2 separate regions of the Mus musculus genome follow, and region 1 is linked to region 2. A link is a contact called in ENCODE Hi-C or POLR2A ChIA-PET data. All regions are on one chromosome and are shown on one strand. The core of a region is the stretch at or near the end of the contact, and the rest is flanking DNA. Distances in the headings are between cores, read along the strand shown. Region 1 overlaps Gm30767 (a long non-coding RNA gene). Region 2 overlaps Clic4 (chloride intracellular channel 4 (mitochondrial)).

What was found. A loop is a pair of places that touch in the nucleus more often than their neighbours do. ChIA-PET counts read pairs that join two places held with the same protein, here RNA polymerase II (POLR2A).
Region 1: POLR2A ChIA-PET joins it to region 2 with 10 read pairs in embryonic stem cell. The contact joins two enhancer-like sites. A Hi-C loop is called at or near these places in 1 of 37 maps with a recorded cell type or tissue (T-helper 2 cell). POLR2A ChIA-PET finds 5 or more read pairs at or near these places in 4 of 5 experiments (Patski and embryonic stem cell).

Annotation. Positions count from the first base shown.
Region 1 is chr4:135,289,022-135,294,079 of GRCm38, forward strand. It overlaps Gm30767 (a long non-coding RNA gene), which reads left to right. Exons shown (of 3, transcript XR_390830.3): 3 at 1-123. It also overlaps the pseudogene Gm12983. Among named protein-coding and RNA genes, the nearest start is that of Gm30701, 6.8 kb to the right of the region's middle. Within about 2 kb of position 2,955, at least 1 of the 3 ENCODE cell types and tissues checked has a DNase peak (open chromatin) inside an H3K27ac peak, as active enhancers do.
Region 2 is chr4:135,250,349-135,255,407 of GRCm38, forward strand. All of the region lies in intron 1 of Clic4 (chloride intracellular channel 4 (mitochondrial)), which reads right to left. Among named protein-coding and RNA genes, the nearest start is that of Clic4, 20 kb to the right of the region's middle. RefSeq lists an enhancer at 3,119-5,059. Within about 2 kb of position 3,228, at least 1 of the 3 ENCODE cell types and tissues checked has a DNase peak (open chromatin) inside an H3K27ac peak, as active enhancers do.

The sequences.
Region 1 (5,058 bases), core at 1,705-4,204, 38 kb after region 2:
CTTGCTCCTATAAACGACCTCTTCCCCATGCACCTGTACACACCATTGATGAAGTCCACTGAGAAAGAAAGAGAACAAGCAGGGCAGTGGTGGCTCACACCTTCAATCCCAGCCCTCAGGAGGCAGAGGCTGGCAGATCTCTGAGTTTGAGGTTAGCCTGGTCTATAGACAGAATTCCAGGACAGCCAGGGCTACACAGAGAAACCCTGCCTCAAAAAAGAAAGAGGGCTAGAGAGATGGCTCAGAGGTTAAGAGCACTGACTGCTCTTCCAGAGGTCCTGAGTTCAACTCCCAGCAAACACATGGTGGCTCACAACCATCTGTAATGGGATCTTCTGGTGTGTCTGAAGACAGTGATAGTGTGCTCATATACATAAAATTAATTAATTAAAAAAAACTAAAAACAAAACAGTCTTGGCAAGACATGCTGGTGCACATCTTTAGTCCCAGTCCTTAGGAGGCAGAGGCAGCTGGATCCCACAATGTGAGATTCTGTCTCAAAAACAAAACAAAACAAAGACATTCTATGCATACATGCTTAGGTTAGTGTACATATAGTCACAGAGGATCTGCTTGCTTGCATGTGTGTTTGTGCGCTGGGAATGTATGTGTGAGGTGCATTTGTGTGTACCTAGGTGGGGAGGTCAGAGGTCAACATCAGGTGTCTACTCAATATCCATATTTTTTATTTATTTAGTTTCTTGTTTTTTGAGATGTCTATTAATAGTAGTAGTAATTATATTATCAATTGTACATAATATATAATAACACATAAAATATTAATATTGATGTTAATATTAATTATTATTACATCTATTAACTTGCGTTTGTGTGTAATTTTAACTTTTTTCAAATTCATTTTTTTTTTTCGAGACAGGGTTTCTCTGTGTTGCCCTGGCTGTCCTGAACTCACTCTGTAGACTAGGCTGGCCTCGAACTCAGAAATCCACCTGCCTCTGCCTCCCAAGTGCTGGGATTAAAGGCATGTGCCAACACTGCCTGGCTCAAATCCTATTTTTTTTTAAAGATTTATTTATTTATTTATTATATGTAAGTACACTGTAGCTATCTTCAGACACACCAGAAGAGAGCCTCAGATCTTGTTACGGATGGTTGTGAGCCACCATGTGGTTGCTGGGACTTGAACACTGGACCTTTGGAAGAGCAGTCAGGTACTCTTACCCACTGAGCCATCTCACCAGCCCTCAAATCCTATTTTTAATGATGGTTCTTTTTTGTGTGTTTGTTTTTCAACAACTAGTATTTTATTCAGATAGCAGTTCCGTTACACATGGTCCAAGAACATTCAAATAAGAACTCAAATCGGAAGTTAAAGGTTGGTTTTCAGACATCATAGCGAACAATGAATGCCACGTTTGCCTATGAACTCTCTGATATAAAACCACATCCACACCTTAGTGGCCACCAAACCGTTCAGCACAGCTTCCTTCACTGTAAGGTGTTTGAAGCTACCAGTTTTAGCACTTTGAATGATTTTTTTCACACTCTGAATAGCTATAGGGATTTCACCAGGGGTTGGGGGGAACCATCGCAACCTTGGCGTAGTGCCAAAATGTGACCAATCGAGGTAAGTCATGGCAAAGGCCACCATCAACGGTGCCTTCTCCTCAAAGTGGCAGATGAATTTGGCCATGGTCTAAGGTGGAAGGTATGTCTCCCCGGACCACCGGCTGAATCTTAATGATGGTTCTTAAATGCTTTAACTTCCCTTTTAGCCCACCACCCACCAGAGGTAGTGGGAAAGAAAGGATATGGGGGAAGTGGGCCTGTTTAGAAAGGTTCTTTGGAGCAAATCCCTTCTGTGTGGTCTGGAAATCGGCAGTTCAGTTCATAGGTTAGCAGGCAGCAACAGCTCAACCCACTCACACACACCTCACAGATACACCAGCAGTCCAGCTCAGTAGAATCAGGTTAGCAATAGCAGCGGCATGACCTAGCAGAGACAGCCAGGCCTCAGCCTCCGCTCAAGTCAGCAGGGGGGACCTGGAAGGACACCAGAAGTTCTCCTACACCTCCCTTGACTCAGCACAGGCCTTGCCTCAGCTGACATCACTCTGCCAGTCAGCCCAAGTGTATGGAAGCGGAGGCAAGAAACTGCAGCACACACCATAAGTTTTTGGGTGTGTTTTTCTCTATGGTGTCCTGACAAATGCAGCTCAACTATGCAATGTAAGGCGGACCAATAAGTTCATGTTGTCAGCAAAGAGTCCTTCATCACGTGTCCTTTCATGTGCTTGCCTTAGCTGAACATCCTGTCTCCTGTGTCTGCTTCAGCGAAACGTTCCTCCCCGAGTCTGCCTTAGCCTTTCACACCTGTGTCCACTTTAACGAAATGTTCCTTCACGTGTTTGCCCCAGCAAACCACCATCCAATCGACTTTCCAAAGAACCCTTAAGTTTCCACTTGAGTGTCTGCACACATACCTGACATGGTACCCCTGAGGAGGCCAAAAGGAGCCTGTTCTTCCTTCCACCATGTGAGTTTTGGGGGGTGGAACCCAGGTCATACAGGTTGGCAGCAAGTGTCTTTACCTGCTAAGCCATCTTGCCAGCTTTCCATCTTATTTTCTGAGAGAAAAGCTCTCCCTGCACCTAGAGCTCACAGATTGGCTAAGCTGGCCAGCCAATGAGCTCCAGGGACTCACCTGTCCGTGCTGTGCCCACCATCAGGCTGACTTTTTATGTGTGCGCTGGGGATTCGAACTCAGGTCCTAGTGCTTGCCCACTGAGCCACCTCCCCAGCCCCCAGAGGGCTATCAACAATGAATTTTCTTGTTTTTTTCTTGAGGACAAGTTCATGGGAAAGTAAAATCTGTTCTTGAGGCCAAGCTGCCACACCAGTCACAGCTGACATTCTTGAGCTGAGCCTCTACAGCCCCCTCCTGCTGGCCTGGTATCTGAAACAATGAGCGATTCTGAGCCACTATCTCCAGCGTCTTAGATTTGCCTACACATCTCTCTTACTTCTTCTCAGCTCTCAGAGACAAACTGGGGCGTTCTTTCCTTGTGTACCGGATGTGTCCCCGCCTGGTGTGAGCAACTAAGTACTCTCTCCTTCCTACTGCCAAGGTGGGGACCTGAGTCCCCCTGGAGCCACCCGGATTTGAAGCTCAGCTCCACCCAATGTGTAGCTGAGAAAAATCACCTAACCTTCCTGTCTCTATGGGGAATAACAGTTTTCCCAAGTAGATAAAGCTGTCACAGGACTTATTCAGCCATGTTCCCTGTTGTTACCCTCTCCCCTCTCACATGGAGGTGACAGCAAGGATGATAGAACTCAGGAATTTTTGCGTAGCAGTACAGGTACTCTATCTTTGGGCTACACCCCTTAGCATATAAACTGAAGTTCTCTCGAGTCTTGTTTTAAGACAGCTCACGGGGATATCTCAGGCTAGCTTTAAATTCACCTGAAAATGAAGACGTCATTGAATTTCTGATCCTCCTGTACACACCCCTGTCATATGAGGTGCTAGAGATTGAACCCAGGGCTTCTAGGCAAGCACGCTTCTAGCTGAGCCACGCCCCAGCTTCAATTCTGGCTCTGAGGCTGGCGTCAACTTCTAGACTCCCCGCTGCCTTGGCGTTTGAAGCCCATAGACCTTTGCTCATGCTGTCCCCTCTGACCCTGTTCCCATACTCCCCCTGCCGCTCCACGCTCCGTGTCTTTCTCAGGTTTCAGGTTTCAGGCCTCCAGGGATCTCTGGCAAACACACCTCCACCCTCAGTCCAAATAAACCACTTCCTCCGGGGATCCACAGCACAGAGTGCAGGGCAGCTCCTTGCCGCTTAAGTTGTTTGTGTAACTCGAGGTTCTTCCCACCCTAGCTCCAGCCCACAAGGGTCACTAGCTCTCAAAGCTCCATCCACAGGCCCCTTGGGGCTTCCCAACAAACTCCCCCTCCCTCCAGCCCTCTATGGGGAAGTGGGGTGGGCTCACTCCTACCCATCTTTGGGCTCCAGAGGTTTCAGGCACTGTCATTGGTCCAGGGTAGACCACATGACTGAGCTCACCCAATCATAAGCGGCTGGTGTAGAGACTGATTTTTCTCCTCCCCTCCCCTCCCCTCCTTTTTCTTCTTCTTCTTTTTTGTATTTTAGGTTTTTGTTCTTTACTTTTTTTTTTCAAGACAGAGTTTCTCTGCGTAGCCATGGCTGTCCTGGAATTGACTCTGAAACTCAGAGATCCTCCTGCCTCTGCCCACATGGCCAATCTGTTACTTTTTGGTTTGGTTTGGTATTGATGCAGACTCTCACTCTGTACTACAGGCCGTCCTGAAGTTTGCTCTAATGGCCGCAGACTCTCAAACATCCTCCTGTCTCACAGCCTTCCCAAATGCAGAGATTGCAGGTTTGAGCTAACAAACCCTGCTTAGTCTCTCTCTCTCTCTCTCTCTCTCTCTCTCTCTCTCTCTCTCTCTCTCTCTCTCTCTTTTGCAAGCTCCAGGACACTTTGTCTCCAAGATGTTGATGGCAGCCACCAATATCCACTACTCTTGGATCAAAGCTCAGAGCAGGAGACATAAGGTTCCTCGGGCTTCGATTGAGACACTGTGTCCATCAATCCCCACACGCGGCATCTCCTTGAGACTGTTCCCTGCTCTCCACTGTCACCCGCAGCAGTCAGAGTAGTTTTCTAGGCACCTTGACTCAAGGAAACCGGAATGGACGGCTCTGGTGCTAAAAGGAATCTCAGGACTAGCTAATATGAAGCAAAGAGATTTTAATGAGATATTTGAAGCCTGAGGGTTGGGAGAAAGAGAGACACTCAGAGGATGGGAGACACACCGGAGACCAAGAGTCTGGGACTTTCAAGGAAGAATAAGACAGAGCAAGCGAGGGCCCAGGCACCTCATGGGGGGGGTATCCCAGCCCCTGGTGTTTTTCAATGGTCATGTGTAGGATGTTGTAGGGTTTTGGTTGCTAAGAAACCTAGGTGAGGTCACTGGGTGGTTCCCAAGGCAGCATCTGACAGGATTAAGATTGATGAGGTAGAAACCAACCCATAGGGATACAGGAAGGTAGGCTATCTTTAACTGTA
Region 2 (5,059 bases), core at 1,978-4,477:
TTTCTTCCAAATTCTCCAATAAAGACGCTGTAAGGTGGGCATGGTGGCACACAGCTGTAAGCCCGGCACTGGGGAGGTGAGACAGGAGCCGTCAGGAATTCACCGTCATGCTCAGCTGTAGGTTGAGCTCTAGGTCAGCAACACTACAAGAGACCCCGTCTCGGAGACGGTAAAAAGGACACAACTGTGTTCTCTGTGCTCAGAGGCTGAAGCAGCAGAACTGCAGTCAGTTCCAAGCCAGCCTGGGCTACAGGTGAGACCATGTGCCCAGCAAACAAAGAACAAGGAAACCCTGTTAGGAACAGCAGGGGACAGCACATCCCTCCATCTACCTCCCAGCACTCAAGAGGCTGGGCATGAGCCCAGCAAGTCTGAGGCCTACCTAAGATACACAGTGAGACCCTGCCTCAAAATACTAAATTAATGTCAGCGGTTATGAGCTCTTGCTGCACTTCCAAAGGACCCGAGTTTACAGCCGTGTCAGGCAGCTACATAAGGCCCTGACTCAAAACACAAAACCAAACAAACAGTGCAAAGAAGATTAGCTGAAGGTAAACTCTGAAACAGAATTACATGCATATGCAGATTAGTTATAAGACATTATACCACAACACTGTTTAATAGACAATTTTGGGACCTTTATCCACTAAGTTAAACCATGGACTAATAATGATAGCGATGAGGCTGGAGAAGCAGCTTAAGTGGGAAAGCAGTTTGCCCAGCACCAAGGCCCCGAGTTTGATCCTCAGCACCCCATAAATCAGAAGGGCAAGGTTATCCCTAGGCACACAGCAAACGTGAGGCCAAACTGTGCTTCTTAAATCCTCACCTCACAGAATAATATAGCCGCTGGCTGGGCAATGGTGGCCCACACCTTTAAACCCAGCGCCACAGACAGATGACTGAGAGTTCGAAACCAGCCTGGTCTACAGAGCTAGTTCCAGGACAACCAAGGCTACACACAAAGAAACCCTGTCTCAAAAAGAGGAAAAAGAATAGTATTGCCGCTGGTAAGGAGCTCTTGTATCTAAGCTCTCATCCTGCTCTGGTGAGCAACCCCCTGATGAAACCCCCCATACCCCCACACACCGCCACACACCCCACACCAACCCCCGGCTTACAAGACAGACATGGATTAGACGGAGGGACAGTTGGGAAGAGAGTGGGAGGGAAACAGAAATGAGCAATGGGTTGAGTGAACATGATCAAAACATATTTAATTCTTAAATCTAATATGTATCAGTGTTTTGACTGCACAGAGATCAGGAGAGGGTGTCCGATCCCCTGGAACTGAAGTTACAGATGGTTATGAGCCATCACGTGAGTGCTGGGACAACTGAGCCCAGGTCCTTGGTATGAGCAACGGGTGCTTTAAAACACTGAACCACCTCTCCAGCCCCTCAAAATATACACATACATATAGATGCCATCATAAAACATATACATGTATGTTAATAAATGTCAACAAGATATGATATTAATAAACGTTAATAAAATATAATCTTAATAAACATGTTAATTAAAACACTTTTAAATACTTTATGTGTGGGGAGCTTTTGGGGATGGGAATTTGACAAAGGCCCAGGACAAAGAAGTGGGAATCTGACTGTGAGCTGGGACTCAGGAAAGAGGCTCAGATTACAAACATTTACATTTGAGTTAAGGCAAAGCTCAGAGCTAGCAGCAGAAGAGTGCATAGCAGTTCTTTTGTCTTGGTCATCCTGACTAGGAGTTTAGGGGATTTTGTTTATTGCCTTGCAGAACTGATCTTATTATTTTGCATAAACTAAAGTGGTATAAAAGCAGACTGGAAAAAAATAAACCCGCTTCAGCCTTAGAACTGGCTGGGGTCATGCCTCAGTGTTGTCTAATTGTCTTTTTTCTTTTTAATCCTTGCTCCTGCCCTGGAGAACCTGTTGCCCGACTGAGCTGGCTTGGTCAGTCAGGATATTCCGATGTAAAATACTGTCACTTGATAAACTTGAGTCTAGGCATTTTATTTAGATTTTTTTCTTTATATTACAAATTGTGTTTCCTTAAAATTATAAGCCAAATTATTTTACTCCAGCTATTAAAACTTAATATTAATTATTCCTATTTGCCTCCCTAGCACACCTAAAAAAATTTTAAATCTGAATAAGATAGGATGATTCTTACTAAAATTTTTAGTTACCATTTTAAAGACAAGTCCCCAAAATATGATAAAGATAAACCCAAACAATACCTCCACGTCTTGTTTCACACACAGCCAGCAAAGCCTTGCTCCTTCAGGCAGCTCACTTGAACAGATAAAGTCGGTCCTGGTGTTTTCCATTTTCCCAGACTGACCCATGACCACGCAGCACTCTGACCAACTCGTCTACACTTGTCTTCCAATCAACTACATCTAGCTTTGAGAAGTTAACTGTCTAGTCAGACTCTGAAATCTCAGATGTCAACTTTCTCCCAGCCACCACTCCATTTTTTGAGAAAGGGTCTCCTATATGGCTGGCAGCGACTTCACTGTATAGACAAGGATAACTTCCGAGCCTCCTGTCTCCTCCTTCTAATTACTGGGAACACACACATACACACACAAACACACACACACACACACCAGCCCAGGCTTTCTGTCTGGGTCTACACTCAAAGCCCACGCCCTTGCATATAAAATAACCCAGACTAGACAGCACCCACTTGACAGCCGACAGCAGAGACCTGTCACCATACACGCAAGAGTTAGCCTGACCTGCCAGTTATATGACTTTAACACTCCTCACTAACCTGTTATGAAGTTCAGACCAGTGACTACAGAATAAACTCCTGGTCAAACCCAAATTGCATGCTGTAAGCTTAGAGACCAACAGACTTTTATCTGTGGTGTTTGCTATGATGTAACATGGAACACTACACCAGCAACAGACATAATATTCTTTGAATGATTTTTATACCTGTGTTATACATAAAAGCTTGCCCCAGAATCCTAACAAATATTTCCTGAGTTAATGAATTAGTTCTCACATATCTCCGCTTACCCTACCATGGTAGATGGGAGCTACAAAAGATGAAACAGGCTCACTACTTCCTCGTTAGCATGATGCAATACTGACAAAGCGGCTTAAGGAAGAGTGCATTTGGCTCCCAGTCAGAAGGGCTACAGTCTGCCACAGAAGAGAAGCACTGAGGCAGGAGAGCCCCTGGCCACTCTGCGTCCACCACTGGGAAGCCCGCAAATGAGTGCCAGCAACACAGCAATCCTTTTCCCCTTTGGGGAAAGCACCTCCTATACCAGGGGCAGATTTTCAGTCTTCAGTTACACCTCTCTAGAAATGCCGTGGGCACCCCCAAGTGTGTCTCCTGGGTGATTACAATCCAACCACATTGACAATGAAGACAGACTATCACACAACTTCTTGGCCCCTTGACTTGAGGTCCAGTGAAGATTAACCACCACACCCTGGTCCTGAACTCCCGGAATTCACAGGAACAAGGCAGCAAGGGATATGACTCGGGTGAATGACACAAAGGGTGCGTGCTGGAACAGAGAGCAAAGCGGGCTTGTTCTGCTAAGGGAGCAAGGAGGTCAGAGAAGGGCGCACAAGCTATCCCAACTGATCCTTGGAGAATTTCAGCTTCATAAACTGACTCCCTAAGATCCTTGAAATCCGTTAAGTGTTAGTTCTGCTCCAAGCTATTTCTCATAAGATGCCATGAGCAGCCAGGCGTTGTGACACATGCTTGTGACTCTAGCACCTGGGTAGCCAAGGTAGGAAATCTCTGCAAAGTTTAAGTCAGCCTGGTGGTCCACACAGTGAGCTCCAGGTCAGCCAGAAGTGTAGAATAAAACTCTCTAAATAAATAAATAAAATTTCCCCTTTGAAAGTTAAGCCTTAGATGGCCAGAGTGGTTTCTCATAAATCCTAGCGTTTGGCAGACTGAGGTTGAAGGACTGCCATAAGTTTGAGGCCAGCCTGGACTCTACAGTGAATTCCAGCCAGCCTGGGCTAGAATAAAAAGCTTGTCTAAAAAGAGTTTTTTGAGAACGATAGTCCAGAAGCAGAAACAAGGCTTCCCTTAGAGGCACGCACATTCTCATGTGGTTGGGTGGCTTGGCACGCTTGCAAAGGGCTCTAAGAAGGACCACAAGTGCTGAACACAGTTCCTGGGAGCAAAAACTGCCTTGGGGAGCTTCAAGAGCTCTTATCTGAGAACAATATGTGCTCTGGCCAAAACAGGAGGCTTCTCCCATCTTCCTATTCCTCTGCCTCCTCTATAGGCAGCCAATCAGATCAAATCTTATTGCCACTTAGCCACACTGGGATCATAGAGCATGCCGCTCACAAGAGTCCAGCCCAGAGTCAAGATGCCTGTGACAAAGGCTTAAAACTTACAAAGCCAGCTTGAAGGAGGTGTAGTGACACAATGACAAAGTCAAAATGTTTCACTTGTTTTTTTAAAGTTTACTTTAAGAGTCCCTGTAAACGTTCTGATATATTTTAAGGGGCAGAGGTATACACAGACCACAGGGCTAATCAACGGAGTAGCCTTTCCAGTGAACCAAGAAGCCAGGGAGGAGGGAGACTGAAAAGTACTGGCTGATCTCATTAGCCCTGCTTAGGAAGCTGTGTAAGTGTGACTTCAGCCCTGGATCACACAGCTATATTTAGTTTATACCTAATATGGATGAAGTCCTGACCGAAGCCATTTCCTCTCTCCACAAAAAGAAACTTCCTTGCTTTTCTTCTATCAACAATGCAAAGGGTGGGCTCCTCTGAAGGGGGAGTTTTAAAAAAGTAAAGAAAGGAAAGAGAGAAGGCTGGAAAAAAACATTGACAAATTAGGATGTGGCTTATTAAAAACTCTGCCCACTTTGACATTGCTAAACTTGAAAACAATTCTGATATCAAAATACGTGATGTTACAAGTAGGCCTCCTGCTTTAAGCTGCTAAAGAGGCTCTTTAAAGTATTTTACAAGAGACTAATTAGCCAAGCCTCCAAAACACAAAGAGGCAAAGCAATGGAAACCCCGGAACTCCCTTCTATTTTCTCAAGCAATCTACTGTGCATGGGTGTCAGTCC